3 separate regions of the Homo sapiens genome follow, and all the other regions are linked to region 1. A link is a contact called in ENCODE Hi-C or POLR2A ChIA-PET data. All regions are on one chromosome and are shown on one strand. The core of a region is the stretch at or near the end of the contact, and the rest is flanking DNA. Distances in the headings are between cores, read along the strand shown.

The links. A loop is a pair of places that touch in the nucleus more often than their neighbours do. ChIA-PET counts read pairs that join two places held with the same protein, here RNA polymerase II (POLR2A). Pooled maps may share reads with other maps.
Region 2: a loop to region 1 is called in a map with no recorded cell type, with 9 times the contacts of the local background. The contact joins two enhancer-like sites. A Hi-C loop is called at or near these places in 7 of 37 single-sample maps with no recorded cell type and 4 of 50 pooled maps. POLR2A ChIA-PET finds 5 or more read pairs at or near these places in 2 of 52 experiments (A549 and T-cell).
Region 3: a pooled map shows a loop between it and region 1 (3-fold over the local background). The contact joins two enhancer-like sites. A Hi-C loop is called at or near these places in 1 of 168 maps with a recorded cell type or tissue (mammary epithelial cell), 1 of 37 single-sample maps with no recorded cell type and 3 of 50 pooled maps. POLR2A ChIA-PET finds 5 or more read pairs at or near these places in 2 of 52 experiments (MCF 10A and activated CD8-positive, alpha-beta memory T cell).

What each region holds. Positions count from the first base shown.
Region 1 is chr6:106,180,555-106,184,269 of GRCh38, forward strand. No RefSeq gene overlaps it. Among named protein-coding and RNA genes, the nearest start is that of PRDM1, 96 kb to the left of the region's middle. RefSeq lists a silencer at 2,031-2,080. Within about 2 kb of position 1,582, at least 3 of the 41 ENCODE cell types and tissues checked have a DNase peak (open chromatin) inside an H3K27ac peak, as active enhancers do; they include mammary epithelial cell, where a contact is called at or near this core.
Region 2 is chr6:105,458,286-105,462,000 of GRCh38, forward strand. All of the region lies in intron 1 of LOC105377921 (a long non-coding RNA gene), which reads left to right. Among named protein-coding and RNA genes, the nearest start is that of PREP, 57 kb to the left of the region's middle. RefSeq lists enhancers at 922-1,191, 1,202-1,261. Within about 2 kb of position 1,731, at least 5 of the 41 ENCODE cell types and tissues checked have a DNase peak (open chromatin) inside an H3K27ac peak, as active enhancers do.
Region 3 is chr6:105,589,120-105,592,834 of GRCh38, forward strand. No RefSeq gene overlaps it. Among named protein-coding and RNA genes, the nearest start is that of LINC02836, 41 kb to the right of the region's middle. RefSeq lists an enhancer at 1,927-1,976. Within about 2 kb of position 2,077, at least 3 of the 41 ENCODE cell types and tissues checked have a DNase peak (open chromatin) inside an H3K27ac peak, as active enhancers do; they include mammary epithelial cell, where a contact is called at or near this core.

The sequences.
Region 1 (3,715 bases), core at 332-2,831:
CAGTTATTTTTGTCTTCTCTAGTAAGAAGAGAAGGTCCCTTAAGATCAACAGACCATGTCTTGTTCTTCCTAGAACTTCCACTACTCTATTTGCTCAACAAATGTTTGAATAAACAGATGAATCGTGGAATTCTATAAAATCTAGGACAATATGCCTATCATAGAATTAGCAGTTAGAGCTGGTTTTATTGAGATGTTCTAAATGTTCTGCCCAGAATTAAAGATGTCCACCGTATATCTGAGTTGGATTACTGACAATCGCAACCCATCAGGCATTTCTATTTTTTTGCTCCAATATCGCATGCACTATCCAGTCCACAAATTACTTAGTTTTGGCCGGGTGCCGTGGCTCATGCCTGTAATCCCAGCACTTTGGGAGGCTGAGGCAGGCAGATTACAAGGTCAGGAGTTCGAGACCAGCCTGGCCAACATGGTGAAAACTTGCCTCTACTAAAAATAAAATAAAATAATTAGCTGGATGTAGGGGGTGCCTGTAATCCCAGCTACTAGGGAGGCTGAGGCAGGAGAATCGCTTGAACCAGGGAGGTAGAGATTGCAGTGAGTCAAGATTGCGCAACTGCACTCCAGCCTGGGCGACAGTGTGACACTCAGTCTCAAAAAAAAAATAAATAAGAAACAAAAATTACTTAGTTTTTACTTAATTGCTCCCTCACTTTTTAAAGTTGGCTCCAAGACCTGGTGATACCTTCAGATGTCATCAATAACTTGCTCTGTCATACTTCACTGAATATCAGCATCGATACAGTACAAGAAACATCAGGGTAAGTTGACATTTCATATTACATTATAATGAATTTCAAAACAATGACAAAAGGAGCCATGGAAATACAGGTAGTGAGCATGACCAAACTCTTCAGGAAGACATGGTTGAGATGGCATATGCAGAAAAAAGACTGGTAGTCAGGAGATAACAAATTTCTCTTGGCTTTTACAAAATCGTTGGGGTCAGACAGTTTCTAGGTCAATGAGTGACTGTCTTTGTAAAAGAAAGCTAAAAACTAACAGTTTTGAGTAACAAGAGTATCAAAACCCACCTTACAGATGTGAGCTTTCTACAGCGTACCTTACTTGGAAAATATGCACTAGGCAACACAAAAAGACAAAGTCATCAAGTCCCAAACAAGTACAGCTAGAGATCAGAAATACCTGCTGTATGTGCCAGTACCACAGAAAACCACCCATTTGTGAGGCCAGTCCCTCTCTGCTTGACCTCAGCCGCATTCTATCTGGGGATCTTGGTGACTGATAACAGAATACCATATTTCAGCTCCATGGCTCTCTTGGCTAGTTTTATGGCAACTCCCTGAGAGCAAATATTCCCCTTGAATTCCTACTTACTCATACCTATGAATTGAGGTTTTCTCCAATCCATTGACAATTTGCCTGAGTTTTTATATTTGGATGGATGTTTCATAAACAGAACTTATGGTTAATTCCCAGCCCTTTCACTAAATCTCACCCTGGATGTGATCTGTCAGATTATGGCACTACGGAGCAGCCAGACTATGCATCCAATATTGGCATTATGAAAACCTAAACTACTCCATCCCCTGAGGACAGCACATGACTTGGCATGTATTACTCAGTACACAGTATATACTTGGCAGATGAATTTCAAGAATGACACTGACAAAATGGGAGATATTTGGAGGAAGGAATGAACAGACTAGAGCTATTTTGTTTGGAGATGAGTCAGACGCTTGAGAGCTTCTTTCAAATAGCTAAAGAGTTGTCAGAAAGGGAAAAGTAAGATTTATGCTATAAACTCTAGGTCATTATGAGCTAATGATTTAATGTAGTATTTCCCATGCTAGAGTTCAATAGGAAGCTGTGATACTAGGAAAGAAAAAAAAATTCTATGGTCAAGGAAGTTTGGGAAATGTTGAATTAAATAGCTCTTATTTTCAGAAGTAAAGTTCTAAGCAAAAGCAAGACACAAATCACTCATTTATGAAAAGGTCAGAATTAACAAATACCTCCAGATGCTTGGTGAGAATAGCTCCAGCTTTAGGGGCTGCTTAAATTAGAGTGATGTTGAAACACAAGATATGTGCTGCGGTCTACACTGCAACTAAAATGAATGTGGACTGACGCAAGGATCTGGTCCACAGTGGTTCCTACCGAAAGTAGTCGATTTGAGTAAGCAAGTCTTCATCACTAATGCCAGGCCGAACCAAGTGCACTTTGTATACTGATTTCTAAATGACAAGGTTCTATTTTTATAGCTGGTATTCTTACCAGAAAAATATAACACTCATTATAAAGTTATTAAGTAATCCTTTTTTCCACACTTGCTAAACACCAACTGTGTGCTATATACTCCACTGAGAACTGGGGGAAAAAATGGAAAACGCCTGGTTGTACTTTATTTATCCTTGAGATGTGGAGGTGAGAAAGCTACAGAGGGAAAGCCAAACTAATCACTTTCATAGGAGTCAACTTATACGTCAAAGCGTACTGACATCCCTCAATCTTCAAATTTGTCTTTATCTCACTATATATCATTCTAATACAGTAACATAGTTAATAAAAATGATTTTGCACTTAAAAACCTAAGTACTTAAAGAGCTACCTAAAGGACCTAAAAATTGAGTCTTTCACTCCATGGTTACTATATTGTTCCTACTAGATTTTACAGTAGTACTATATCTGCTCGTAAGCATGAAGAATCAAATTTATAATTCATGATTGATAATGTGAAAGATGCTTTTGTCAAATAAAGCTACATAGTAAATAAATTTTTATAATGTCCAAGTTTTCGCTTAATCTCAAATGATCTGAAAAGAGGCATGCCTCTCTTCTTTCCTCTCTACCATCACTGTAATTTTTAATATTTTCAGACCAGGAGATAAATATATTTAGGAAACAAGAGGATGACAGAACTCAGGCAAGTAGGTATTTTGATGGACTCCATCCATTGATCGACAATGAATAGGTTCAAATATTCCTAAATATGGTCACACTTGATTTTCCTATCATACCCCAAGGTTTTACATTTGTATTTCAACCATGCTGGCACATGTAACAGGAAACCCAACTTACCTCAGACCTAAATATCAATAGTATGATAAATAAAAGTGAGACTGTCATTCTCTGGCATGACCCACATAAACCAAATTTCTAAAAACTGAAGAAAAGGTTACCTCAAATAGCCTATTAAAAAATACTGTAGAAAGATAACCATTAAAAACTACTGTCACACAATGTCAAAGCTTATATATTGTTTTCTCAGATAATGATCAACTCCTAGCTTGTTTCCAGTGTTAAATGTAACAAGACTAGTACACTAAACGAATTCACCTCACACTCAGATTGGAATACGGTTTATACCTCATCATCCTATAAAGACTGATAAGTCAACTTAAACTATAAACAAGTTACTTCGGGTCCCTAAATCTGTAAGAAAATCCTGGTGCTTATCAGTTCAACTCCCCAAACTGAAACGAAGAATAAACACTCTTAATGTGAACAATCATATTCAGACCAGCCTCTTGTGCAAAAATATAAGTCAGTGGATTTTTTTATCCTTACATAACTCAAATATTGCTATTTTTTTCTGCCTTTATTAAAATGGCAATTAGAGTTGAATTCCATGGTCATAATTTAGGTCATCCGAATGAAAATCAACATTATAAAGGACAATGACTTACTTTAATCTGAATTTACTCGTTCCTAGTTAACAATGCCAATATTT
Region 2 (3,715 bases), core at 481-2,980, 720 kb before region 1:
TACTAATGCCTGTAGACAAAAGGATAGATGATGAGAACTTGCAATGTGTTACAAGATCAAATGTTCAAGGTGTAAGGGATGAGCTCATGATAGTTGGGTTTTAGCTCCTGAGGCTGATAGGGCTGTTTTGTGTTCAGGTGATCAGGAAAAACAAACAGAGTCACTTTCTTCATTTATGAACCTGCAAACCAGAGACTCTAAGGTTTGATATAAACATTCTGCCTAGTCAGTATATAATGTTGACAAAGATGAAAAAAATGTTAAGCCAGAGATAAAACAAAAATATTTTTACCACTATAGAGAGAAACAAAGGAATAATCATTTAACCGCCATTTTCCCCTTACATTATAGGAATTTCCATACCAGCAATTTTGGTGGCCATTAAAGTGAAGTTGAGGGAACTGGATAGAAGAGAATTACCCTGACTTTACACTGGAAAGTACCCTTAGCATTGTTCTAGATGGTGACCTAGAGAGTGCCTGATTCATGCAGCTTTATGTGAGTTGAAATTGAAAGTTGGCTCTGAAATCACAAGTTTTACAAAATTCACTCAATGGAATCTTAAATGATAATAGCAAAAATTTCTCTGCATCTTTTGCATAGATGTTTCCTATAATTTTAGTGTCAAGACATATGTTCTAATAATGTTTCTTCACTGGTATCCTCTCCCCTGAAGTTTGACACTCTTGTACTTAGTTTTCCTCCTGGAGTCCCAGGCAAATAATTACTATTTTTTTTTTTTTTGGTTGGCAGACGTTATTTGAACTGCCATCCCTATTATGAGATTCAGGTGAGAACAGGCTTGGGCAGGGAGGGAAGCACATACGTGCATAAATGTGCCATATCGCCATGTTCTTGTTGCAAATCCTTTAAGTGACGGCAACGGAGCCAAGGACTGACTGGGAGGTCAGTCACACACCCTCACAATCTGGTGCACTGGCATCCGTTGTGCTCAGAGTGGTTTGTTTCTGACAGTTACGGCAGCTGGATCAACACTTATTTTTTCATAATGACTCAGATCTTCATGTTCTGTTGCTTTGGGGTAATACCTATGACAAATATTAGGATGTGATGGTGCTGGGCTAGGAAGAGTGGACGTGACAACGAGCACTCACTCTAGGACGTAGTATCTGAAGGCTTCAACTCTGAAAGTCTAGTGACTCAGCTACTCAAAATCCTACATGTCACATTTCTATAAACATCCAACATCTGCTCCTATAATATATATGAGGGGATGTCATAAAAGTTGGATTTTATGACAAAAGTTTTGTTGTCTAGAGAGTCTCTCTGATGAAACCGTGAGGCATAGTTGTGATCAGTTTTAAGAACAGATGGCATTTTTGTTGGTTGTTCACATCTGTTGAGACTTAATGATATGCTAGGCACCCCCCTATAGGTTTATGTAGGACAACTCTACGAGGTAGGCAGTATTATTATTATTATTACCATTTTATAATGGAAATGGACACACAGAAGGGTTAAGTAATTTGTCCAAGGTCAAACAGCTTCAACAGAATCATCTAAATCCCAGAAATTGGGATCAGGTTCCTCTGTGGGACTTCTGTTCATGTTACCTTCATCATTCTGGTCACTCAGCCTCAAAACGTTAGATCTTGGAGGGACCTGAGAAGTTATAGAGGAACACATTCATTGTAGGGATGAGGAAAACAAAGCTAAGAGAGCATTAAATATCTGTCCTGAGGATCTACAACTGGATTGTGGCAAAACCAAGACTAGCCAATGTTGTTTTTGTCTCTTACATCACACTCTGGCTTTTCTCTGCCCATTGTTCTTTATTGCTAATGAATCACCAGTCTTATTCACTTCCTTCTTAACTTTTCTGATCTCTGCCCCTTCCTTCCTATCCCCCAATTCAGGTTCTGGTTACTCTTTGCCTGGACAACTACAGCAGTCCTGTGGCTTCAGGACTGCCCATCTTTTTTTTTTTTTCCAAGTAGATTGAAATTGGAGCAAAAGTAATTAGTAATTATAAAATCACCTTTTAAGAAATGTTATATTTATTCCATTCAGTCATTTCTCAAATGTTGCCAAATTTCTCCTTTGTAATTGCTAATTGTTATTTTAAAAACGTCCACCTTAAACATTATTAGTGCTTAGCTCTCCCTTGTAATTAGATGCAATTATCAGAACATAGTTTATATTAACCTGGGTTTGTGTGTTGTGCTGTGTGAGCCATACTTCCTACTGACTTGTTCCTGTCCCCGATAAAAATTCCTTCCTTTATTTTCGCATAATCTTAAAATTTTTTTTAAAAAGAAAGCATGTTCATTATAGAAAAACCCAGTGCATATAAATAATTACAGAAGAAAAATCTCAAAACACTTAGACTCTTATTCATCCAAATCAAGGTTAACACATTGCTGTGTATTATTTCTCTTTTATGTGTAGATTTTTCTTTTTTAATGTGCAAATTTAGGAAAAGAACTAATATTCCTCTTTGTTAAAATGTGGATAATAATACCTCTATCACAAATTTCTTGGAAGAATAACATGAGAATATATATGAATGACATGGACAGGAGGCAGGGAAATACTGGGTAGAAGAGGGTGGTTCCTCGGCAAAGGCACCACCCTCAAGCCTGGAAACCTGTGGCCCTAAATGGGAATGGGCATTCCTGTTTTTGTGTCCAAATGTTGCCTTTTGGCCTGCCACACCCCCCCATCCTGTACCTATATAAACCCCAAACCCCAGGCTCCACAAGCAGAAGAGCAAAGGAGCAAAACAGTGGCAGAGTGGCACAGCAGAGAAGGAAAGAACAGAAAGAGCGTCTGAATGTCGAGAGGAGTTCGGCTGGGAACAGAGAGGAGATTGGTCACAGGACAGCCAAACTCCAGGGGAGGATTATCTTCCCACTCCATCCCCTTTCCAGCTCCCCATCCATCCCACTGAGAGCCACCCCCATCACTCAGTAAAATCCTCACATTCACCATTCTTCAAGTCCATGTGACCTGATTCTTTCTGGATGCTGGATAAGGAGTCGAGTACCAAGAGGGCAGAGGGCAGGGTGTAAAAGGCTGTCACCCTGACCCTCCGCTAAGCTGGTTTAACACTCAGCTGTCCGTGGATGGCAACTGCTAAAAGAATATTAATTGTAACACACCCTTAGATGCTACCATGGGGCCAGAGCCCAAAAACGCTTGCCCTGACTCCTGCACCTGCCCGTCTGCATGCTACCCCTCCCATAAGGCATTTCAGTGCATGGTGACCCGAGCAAATGAGCCACACCCTTATTGCAATTTCTCCAAGGGGATTGGGGAACTCTCCCATTCTATGAATATACTTGGCACGTAGAAATTGCCCAACATATGGTAGATATGAGCTGTTTTTATATTCAACTCTTCAAACTCCTGGAATTAGTTTTGATGTCAAGTTTGAAATAGGGATATGATTTCATTTTTCCCCCAGTGGTTAAGTAATTGCTTCACTTTTTCAAAATTAAAGTTTTAATTTAGAGATAACTGTAGATTCACATACGGTTGTAACAAATTATACAGTGAGATCCTGTGTACCCCTTACCTAGTTTCCCCCAGTGATAACATCTTGCAAAACTATAGAACGATGTGAACCAGGATGTTGACACTGGTACAGTTAAGATACAGAACATCTCTGCCCCACAAGGATCCCTCTTGTTTGCTGCCCTTTATAGTCACATCCAATTCCCTCCTGCCCCCACCCACCTTCTTAACCACTTGT
Region 3 (3,715 bases), core at 827-3,326, 590 kb before region 1:
ACATTTTTGAAGCAGGTAGGTTTGGGATTTCTGGTTCCTGTAAAGCAAAGCCCATGATGGTTCTTTGATTCAGTTGTCTCCTGGGGAAAATGAGGGAAGAAGGTTTAAGTGGTTTGTTATCAGTGGCTACTGAATTACACCTTTTACACCATTACTTTTTTTATTTATATTTATTTATTTTTATTTTTTGAGATGGAGTTTTGCTCTTGTTGCCCAGGCTGGAGTGCAATGGCACGATCTCGGCTCAGCACAACCTCCGCCTCCCAGGTTCAAGCGATTCTCCTGCCTCAGCCTCCCGAGAAGTTGGGATTACATACACCATTACTTTTAACGACAAAACCAGCAACTACTTTTGCACCAGTCCAATATATGGAGGGATTTACTGATGTATGAAATATGGGTTGGGGGTGATTAGAAGAGAGAGATGGAAAAGCTGGGATATCAAGAATAAAGCTTGTAGGATTAGAAAAAACAGAAGGAGGAAAGATGAGATAAGGTAAACTCAGAGCAAAGCATGAAATAGGAATTATGTTGGGCTACTCAGTGGGAGAAGTGACACGTGTCTCTTAAACATATGCTGGCCTGACCTTACTGGGGTCAAAGGGACAGTCAAGGAACCTGCCCTGAAAATGCCAAGAGGAGGCTGAGAGCCAAAGAAAGCAAGGGTCAGCCTCCTAGGAGGCCGCCTATCTACACAAATGAGTTTCCCAAGAAAGTCTCATTTATTTTAGGTCTCTTCTGTGGAATAAAACAATTCCCTCTTTGATGGGATTATATTTGTGGGAGGGAAAGGAGCAGGAGAAAATTCAGTGTCAAGGGCAAAAGTCCACTAAGATGATTCACCTGGGAGATATTTTTTGGAAGGTCTGATACCCTTAGGAGCTAGAAATCAATATTCAAAGATCTCCCATTCCAATGTCATTTAGGCTGCAAGTATGCAGATTTCAGGGCCTGTAGGGGGAATTTATCCGGTAGTGGAATCCTAACACATCTTTTCACTTTGTGAAGCTTGTTCTATGGGTAAATTTCATACCGCCTTGACTTGTACGAGTACAGAATAGGGGAAAGAGCAGTGGAATAAAACCTCAACATCCCAGAAATAGTTTAATTACAGTTTCATTTAGAGGAGAAAAGGAACAGACACTTTTTTATTTTCTATTTTATTTTTCTTCATTCTTTGAGAAAGCATGTCATTCATTTGGTTTTGTCTACTTCAGTATTCAAAATTCCCCTCTGGCCAGTACTGGGAGGCTTCTCTTCCAAGGAGAGGGCTCTCCCACTTCCTGGGAACAGGCTTTGTGCGCAGAAGCCCTGGAGAGTTCAGCAGCTGGTGCTGGGAAAGTTGGGGATTCAGGAACCCTGGAGCATCAGCAGTAAGTTCAACAAATAAGGTGTACCAAGGGTTTAAAATGTGCTCACCTTCACTTCCAAGCATAAGAAGAGGAGGCATAGGCCGGGCATGGTGGCTTATGCCTGTAACCCCAGCACTTTGGGAGGCTGAGGCAGGCAGATCACCTGAGGTGCGGAATTCAAGACCAGCCTGGCCAAACATGGTGAAACCCCGTCTCTACTAGAAATACAAAAATTAGCCAAGCATGGGCACATGCCTGTAATCCCAGCTACTTGGGAGGTTGAGGCGGGAGAGTCGCTTGAACCCAGGAGGCGGAGGTTACGGTGAGCTGAGATCGTGCCACTGCACTCCAGCCTGGACAACAGAGTGAGACTCTGTCTCAAAAAAAATAAAATAAATAAATAAATAAATAGTGGAGGCATTAAAAAAGATTAGAATAAAGAGATGCTAGAAGAAGCTATCTCTTCTTTCCATTTTGTAGATGCCATCAACCTGTTCTTGAATTGCATTCTTTTTGTCTTTGGGTCATTTCTTTCTCCCTTTATCCCAGCATGAAAGGGAGAAAGGGTGGTGGGTTTTAAGAACTAAAGTTTCTTTTGTAGGTATCTCTAGTCTCCCTCCAGCCTTGTGAATCTCTCAGCAATCCTGAGATGCTACTTAGGACCCGCCCCCAATGCCCCCTTCTGAAGAATGGCCTGATTTATAGACACTCCCTAACATAGTCAGAGGCTATTAGCAACTCTTCAGTTGCCCCACCTTCTAGATTATCTGTCTGCAGTTGGGAAATTCCACTAGCCACTTCCTGAAAACAAACTTTCTACTCTTAAGTCTGTAGATGACAGCTATTGAGTGCCTGGACAACTTGTCTGCCCCATATGCAGTTGTAGAGAAACACCTGAGCCTTTTGGGCCAGCAAAATCCCTCATTCCTTCTCTGCCCTTACCTAGTCCCGGTCTGTTTCATGGATTTTTCAGCACTTCCCCTATCAACTTGGCTATTCCCTGTTATTTGTAAAAGCCAAGTTGATAATCCCTCAAATTTTGCCAGTAAATTGATGCAAAATAAAAAAGTGAATCATTATGGATATACAGTTCAAGTTTTGCTAATCTATCCACAGTATTTATGGAGTGACCAATGTGTCCAGGAAGGGCCTGGTAGAAGAGGTTTTTTGGAGGCTATAAAACAACAACAACAACCACCAACAGATTAGATGCCTGTTGCAAAATTCAAGACAATCAGGAATCAACTAATACAACATCTATATGGCATAAGAAGTCTTCAAAACACCTCATTAATATATTAACTCACCACAAGTCAGTTTATATTCCAGAGTATAGTTTAATCAAATATTGTTTTGATGTAGCTACACACATATCAAATTTAAAAAATATACATTATGACTTGGTATTCATTTATTTGCCACCAAAACTAAGCTCTTGAAAACTCGGTATACTAAATATGTGTATTTTAAAAAGATGTTGCTTCTCCATCACATTAATAGAAATAATTACACTTGAAGAGACATAAATTATATTAGTTTTTTATATTGATGTTTCCGAATCAGAAAAAAAGAGTAATTGAATTAAATCTAATGTAAGGGAACAGCCTTAAACTCTTGGACTGGGGGGTAAAACCAGCAGGCAGATCCAGAAGGAAGGTTTGCAGAGTGTTGCTCAGGCAAACAAGATACAAAGGAAAGAAAGTCCTGGATGTTGTTAGGTAGAGCAGGATATTAATACCTAAGAACATTAGGTCTGAGGAAAGAGTCTTTTTCAAACACAACTACCTTGGAGAAAATTTGAACTGCCATCTCTCAGTGATTCCTTTTAGGATAATTTCCTGTTTGCATGTTTACCATGTGCAATAAAGAAATAGTTCTGTTAGACTTATAAGAAAAGGGGCTACACAGCTGACTACTGAGACCTACCAGCCCTTCCTAGTCTTGAAACCAAACCTGGCCTGACTCAGAAAGAACTCAGTATTAAGGCATCCCTAAAACTCATCTGGCCAAGATCTCAACTTCTTGATTTATGGGTTTCTGCCTTGTAAGACCTGGCCCCTACCCAGGGATGCCTGAGTCACTCCCAGTAACCTGCCTGTTCCCAGGATTCCTCCTGGCCACTTGGTTGTCCTCCCGGTGAGTGGAGAACCGCCTCCCTCTGTTTCTCATGCCTAGTACTTTGTGTTGGGTTGTGTGCCACTGTCTGCCTCCCTAAACCTCTACCTATCCCCTGGATGCTCTTTCTGCATCTAATAATCATAATTCCCACTTATTGAACATTCAGTGTGTATAGCAGGCACCTTGCTGGGCATTTCACGTATATTGTCTGAACTAAACCTCCAAACAAGGCCATGAGTCATATT